Regions from separate parts of the Homo sapiens genome. Here region 2 is linked to region 1. The links are chromatin contacts, found by Hi-C in ENCODE. All regions are on one chromosome and are shown on one strand. Each heading gives the region's core, a stretch centred on a gene start or an enhancer-like site at or near the end of the contact. The rest is flanking DNA. Distances are from core to core; before and after follow the strand shown.

Evidence for each region. A loop is a pair of places that touch in the nucleus more often than their neighbours do. Pooled maps may share reads with other maps.
Region 2: a map of HepG2 shows a loop between it and region 1 (4-fold over the local background). The contact joins two enhancer-like sites. A Hi-C loop is called at or near these places in 4 of 168 maps with a recorded cell type or tissue (HepG2, Right ventricle myocardium inferior, gastrocnemius medialis and 1 more) and 6 of 50 pooled maps.

Annotation. Positions count from the first base shown.
Region 1 is chrX:2,323,782-2,326,988 of GRCh38, reverse strand. All of the region lies in intron 3 of DHRSX (dehydrogenase/reductase X-linked), which reads left to right. All of the region lies in intron 1 of LOC124905239 (a long non-coding RNA gene), which reads right to left. Among named protein-coding and RNA genes, the nearest start is that of DHRSX, 180 kb to the left of the region's middle. Within about 2 kb of position 1,753, at least 14 of the 41 ENCODE cell types and tissues checked have a DNase peak (open chromatin) inside an H3K27ac peak, as active enhancers do.
Region 2 is chrX:2,390,363-2,393,569 of GRCh38, reverse strand. The region is part of intron 3 of DHRSX (dehydrogenase/reductase X-linked); the gene reads left to right. Among named protein-coding and RNA genes, the nearest start is that of DHRSX, 110 kb to the left of the region's middle. RefSeq lists enhancers at 1-517, 1,201-1,765, 1,227-1,838. Within about 2 kb of position 1,554, at least 3 of the 41 ENCODE cell types and tissues checked have a DNase peak (open chromatin) inside an H3K27ac peak, as active enhancers do.

The sequences.
Region 1 (3,207 bases), core at 504-3,003:
ATACGAAAAATTAGCCGGGCATGGTGGCAGGCACCTGTCATCCCAGCTACTCAGGAGGCTGAGGCAGGAGAATCGCTTGAACCCTGGAGGTGGAGGTTTCAGTGAGCCGAGATTGCGCCATTATACTCCAGCTTGGGCAACAAGAGTGAAAATCTGCCTGGAAAGAAAAAAAAAAAAAAGAAAAACTGAAATAGAAGATTTCCCTTCCCCCAGTTCACTTTGACTGCGCTAAAGTAATTTCCTTTGAGGGCAGAGAGGACACGGATTGCTTTGGGCATACTTCAAAATGCTACTGTCTCCCTAGGAATATTGCAAAGTGGTTACTTTCCCCCAATAACACACAACTGGATATTTCTTTGATCTTCACCCTGGGAACCTGGTGGAGCTCCCGGAGGTAAAATTTGTGAAAGTACAAGGTCCCCTCTAAGATGGGCCCCCAGAAGTTTTTCTGTTGTTGTTGTTTTTTGAGACAGAGTCTCGCTCTGTCACTCAGGCTGGAGTGCAGTGGTGCGATCTGGGCTCACTACAACCTCCACCTCCCAGGGTCAAGCAATTCTCCTGCCTCAGCCTCCCGAGTAGCTGGGATTACAGGTGCCTGCCACCACGCCCGGCTAATTTTTGTATTTTTAGTAGAGACGGGGTTTCACTATGTTGGCCAGGCTGGTCTCGAACTCCTGACCTCAGGTGATCTGCCCGCCTTGGCCTCCCAAAGTGCTGGGATTACAGGTGCGAGCCACCATGCCTGGCCAGGAGTTTTTAACTTACTTAGGCTTGTCCACTGTCAGCCTGCAGCTGTTTAATAATTACCCTGCAAATGTGTCCATCAGGTGCTGGCTCCAGCAGGAACTCCTAGACAAGCACAATTCCACTTGCCACCTGTCTGTCCAGTCTTCAGGCAGCATTTCGTCTTGTGATCTCTATTTTCTGATGGATCGCAGAGTTGCTGATTTTCAGTATGTTCTGCTCTTTGCCTATTGTGAGGATAGGAATTAAAATGCGCAAGCTCTCTACATGTTAGTGAAGTGGCTACGTTGTCTGGGGTATATACCCTGGGGTTCGTCATTGGGCATCAGGAAAATTTAGGACAAAGACACACACGAGGAGTTTAGGAGTGGAAGTTTAATCAGGAGAAGAGAAAGAGAAATGGTTTTCTCTATAGAGAAAGGGGTCTCCGAGCGGAAAGGACCAGCTGGCACCAAATGTGATGGATTTTATAGTCCAGTTTGAGGAGGCGGTGTCTCATTTACATAGAGCTCAGAGATTGGTTCCATCAAGCATGGCATTTACATAGCCCACAGGAAAGGCTGGTTGCCCACCCTAATCGTTTATGCAAATGGGCTTTGTAGTTGGTCGGGGCTCTCCGAGAGATTGGTTCCATCAAGCATGACATTTACATAGCCCACAGGAAAGGCTGGTTGCCCACCCTAATCGGTTATGCAAATGGGCTTTGTAGTTGGTCGGGGCTCTCGGTCCTGTTTTTCTTACTTTACATGTGGCTGACAAAGAGGAGGGAAGATGGAGCCACTGTCTTGAACGTGTCTAGTCTCTAGTTCCTGCTGGGAAGATGGAGCCGCCGTTTTGAATGTGTCTAGTCCCTAGTTCCTGCCGGGAAGATGGAACCGCCATCTTGAACGTGTCTAGTCCCTAGTTCCTGCCGGGAAGATGGAGCCGCCATCTTGAACGTGTCTAGTCCCTAGTTCCTGCCCGGAAGATGGAGCCGCCATCTTGAACGTGTCTAGTCGTTAGTTCCTCCCGGGAAGATGGAGCCGCCATCTTGAACGTGTCTAGTCCCTAGGTCCTCCCGACATTCACCCGTACAAGCTCCCAGCTGGCTTGTGTATGTCTGCAGCTCGACTTGACAGGCTGTTCATTGTTAGAAAATGACTTGGGGCTGCTTTTCGTTAAAGAGAAAAGCTGCCGGGCGCAGTGGCTCACACCTGTCATCCCAGCACTTTTGGAGGCTGAGGCGGGTGGATCATTAGGTCAGGGGTTCGAGACGAGCCTGACCAGTGAAACCGCGTCTCTACTAAAAAAAAAAAAAACAAAACAAAAATTAGCCGGGCTTGGTGGTGCGTACCTATAATGCCAGCTACTTAGGAGGCTGAGGCAGGCGAATTGCTTGAACCCGGGAGGCGGAGGTTGCAATGAGCGAACATCACGCCACTACACTCCAGCCTGGGCGACAGAGCGGGACTCCATCTCAAAAAAAAAAAAAAAAAGAAAAGAAAAAAGCCTTGCCGAGGACTCCCATACCCTTACTGTCTGCCTAAGTGATTTCTTCTTAACTCCTGTATCACTGGCAGACTCTGAGTTGCCTGTTGGGTGGAGTACTATATTGCCGAGTATCATGACTGTATTAGATGTGAGGGAGACAGTGTGAATAGGACATGGTCCCTGAAGAGCACAGAGCTTTCACCTGGGGCTGGGCGGAGCTTCTGTCCTATCCAGTGTTATGGAACCCTTGCAAGCACAGGTCAAGCAGCTCAAGGGCTGGAAGACGTGCACACAAAATCCAAGGGCAACGTTGGAAAGAGGTTTAGTGTTTCTTAGAAAAATGCCAGAAGGCTGAAGAAGTGGGGGCCCCGAGCAGCTCTGAAGGGTGTGTATGCAATTAAACTGAAGCCAAAGGCTGAGAGAGAGGAGTGAGAGCCGCCTACGGAGCTCTGTGCAGCTTCATCATAAACTCACAGACAGGCTTCATGCAGCGCCGTCTCAGTGCATTCAATGTTTGGATTCCACATGCATGCGTCCTCAACCCCCTTGCAATGCTGTTCTCCTTGGAGGGAAATGGGTCCTTCTTACCCTATCACATGCAGGTATCTGGTCTACCAGATAAATGTGTGAGAAATCACCAACAAAGCAGAAATTACTTTTAATTACAAAGCAGAGTCATCGTAAAACTTTGTGCAAAATCTTTTTTTTTTTTTTTTTCCAGACAGGGTCTCCATCTGTTACCCAGGCTGGAGTGCAGTGGTGTGATCATGGCTCACTGCAACTTCAACTTCCGAGGCTCAGGTGATCCTCACATCTCAGCCTCCCAAGTAGCTGGGATGACAGGTGTGCACCACCACACCCAGCTAATTTTTACTATCTGCTTAAGTCATTTCTTCTTAACCCCTGTATCATTAGAGGAGAAACCGGAAGCCCCTATTTTTGAAATTAGTAACCACCTATCACCTAAAATTCCTCTCATTACTGTGACGATAA
Region 2 (3,207 bases), core at 305-2,804, 67 kb before region 1:
TGTCCTGTGTGCGCCGGAGACAGGGAGGTCCCTGTGTGTCGTGTGTGCGGAGGAGACGGGGAGGTCCCTGTGTGTCATGTGTGTGCAGGAGATGGGGAGGTCCCTGTGTGTCATGTGTGTGCACAGGAGATGGGGAGGTCCCTGTGTGTCATGTGTGCGCAGGAGATGGGGAGGTCGCTGTGTCTTGTGTGTGCACAGGAGATGGGAGGCGTCAACACACATTTCATGCTCACATTTCCATTCACTGTCCACACTGCACACTTGTACATGGTCAATGTCTAGACATTTATAGTTTGTTTATGTGTTATATTCATCTACTTTATATATATTCATATTTTAGGTTCATATATTTATTGTATACACATTTATATATTTGATCTATATTAATATTTTAGGTTTATATACTTACTATATATTTATTATTATAAAGCATATACATTAAATTATAATGTATTATTATATATGATGTATTATGTTCAATGTATATATTAAATACATAATGACATAATATGAATTTATATTATAATGTATATACATATGAATTCACATTCATATGTATGTTACATTTTGTAATGTATATATATTTTGTAACATATATTTGTAATATAAAATTATATACAAGATATACTTTGATATATTTTATTTATATATTTATATATAAAACATAATATAATATGCACAATACATTTTGTGTATATATAAAATATATATTACATAAATATATAATGATAACTATAAATTATATTTGTGTCATTATAAATAATTTATATTAAATATTTATGCTATTCTATAAATAGTATATATATTTAGTATATATTTTTATATCATACTTTATAATAAACACGAATTTATAATATATAAGTATAAACTATAGTTATTGGATGTTTAATTTTATGTATATATTATTTTATATATATCATACTATGTAACACATAATATATAATAAATATAATATATAATAAGCATATATCATAATATATAATATAAATAAACATTGTAACATATAATATATAATACATATATATCAGTATACAAAATATAAAATTAATATATACATAAAATTATATACCTACTTATTTTATTTTATTTTTTAAGAGACGTGAGTCTTGCTGTGTTGCCCGGGCTGGCTTTGCCTCTGGAACTCAAGCGATCCTCCCACCTCAGCCTCTCGAGGAGCTGGGACTACAGGCGTGCACCATCATTTCCTCCTAAAATTGTATGTGCTGCATATATAAAATGATAAATGCTTTACATATACTTTATGAAATTATATATGCTTTAGATAAAAGCAGAGGTTTCATAAAACTGAACTGTAACATGCATGGCATTTAAATCCCATTGAAGTGAAGGGCTGGGCTTGAGGGTAGCGTCACCCTCCCTGACCGTCATACCCATTTCCATTTCCCCAGGAAGGACCAGGATGCTTTGTTTAAGCAGCACGTTTGAATTGCTGGCATTGCCTGTGGCCTCCCTGTGGCGAGGGATGGTGAACGACAGCGTTTTCCCTCCTCCTTCCTCACCTTGCAAACCTCACTTCGTTGGATGCATAATTGCTGACTCATCCCCATGGATCGCCTTGGACTGTGTAGCAATCACTGCTCTTTTCACAGTCCCTCTTGAATTTCTTTCCTTTTTTTTTCTTTTAGTCGGAATTTCGCTCTGTCACCCAGGCTGGAGTGCAGTGGTGCAATCTTGGCCCACTGCAACCTTCACCTCCTGGATTCAAGCAATTCTCCTGCCTCAGTCTCCCCAGTAGCTGGGATTACAGGTGTGTCCCACCACACCCAGCTAATTTTTGTATTTTTAGTAGAGATGGGAATTTCACCATGTTGGTCAGGCTGGTCTCGAACTCCTGACCTCAGGTGATCTGCCCACCTCGGCCTCCCAAAGTGCTGGGATTACAGGAGTCCTCTTGAATTTCACTTAAGATGGGCTGGGTGCTTCGTGGCAGGCTTTTCACATCAGCCTTTGCATTTCTGGGTGTGACCCCTGTGTCTGCTGCCTTCTATATTCCTCTCTTACTTGGCAGGATTCCACCCCTAGGTGGGTTTATTTTTTCCCCCAGTCCCCTGCCTGCCTGAGAATTCCTACCTATGGCTCCTCCTGGGAAAGGGCTCTTGGCTGCGTCTTAAATCTTGGGTTATGCCTTGGTGCATACTGGTGTTGCACCAGTGGTGCAACGTTGCCGGCATCCCTTTTGCCTGAGGGCAGGTCACTTGTATTCTGTCTTGAAGGAACCTGACTTTTAAGGAGGGACGACCTGGAGAGTTTCTTTATTATTGAACTTCACTGACTCCCTGAGGATAGACTGATCCTGCCAAATTCTTGGGTCCCCAATAAAACAGCATTCCATGAAATAAAAAGTAAGAACAGATGGCACCAGGAATTCCACTGCTGGGTATATACCTCAAAGAATTGGAAACAGGGTCTCCAACAGATATTTGCACAAACCACGTTTGCAGCAGCAGTATTACTTACAATAACCCGAAGGTGGAGAGAAACTGTGTCCTTCCAGAAGCAAATGGATAAGCAGAATGTGGTATATCCAAACGGTGGAATATTACGCAGCCATAAAAAAGGAAGGGTATTCAGATGCATGCTGCGATGTGGGCTAACCTTGAGGACATTAATGCTAAGTGAAATAATCCAATCCTAAAAGGTGGAGAGAAACTGTGTCCCTCCACAGGCAGATGGATAAGCAAAATGTGGTGTATCCAAATGATGGAATATTACACAGCCATAAAAAAGGAAGGATATTCAGATGCATGCTGCAATGTGGGCTAACCTTGAGGACATTAATGCTAAGTGAAATAAACCAATCCCCAAAGGACAAATACTGTAGGATTCCACTCCTATGAGGTACACAGAGTACCTTTAAATTTTTAGAGACAGAAAGTAGAATGGGGTAGTTATAGGGGTTGGGCGAGGAAAAGGTGGGGACTTAATGTTTAATGGGAACAGAGTTTCCATTTGGCAAGATGAAAATATTTTGGAGATGCATGGCAGTGATGGCTACATAACAATATGAATGTATTTAATACCACTTTACTGTGTACGTAAAAATGGTTAAAATGCTAAACTTTATGTGATGTGTATTTTTCCACAATTCAAAATTATAAAAAAAAAAAATGCAGCTGGGCATGGTGACTCATGCCCGTAATCCCAGCACTTTGGGAGGCCGAGGCGGGTGGATCACCTGAGGTCAGG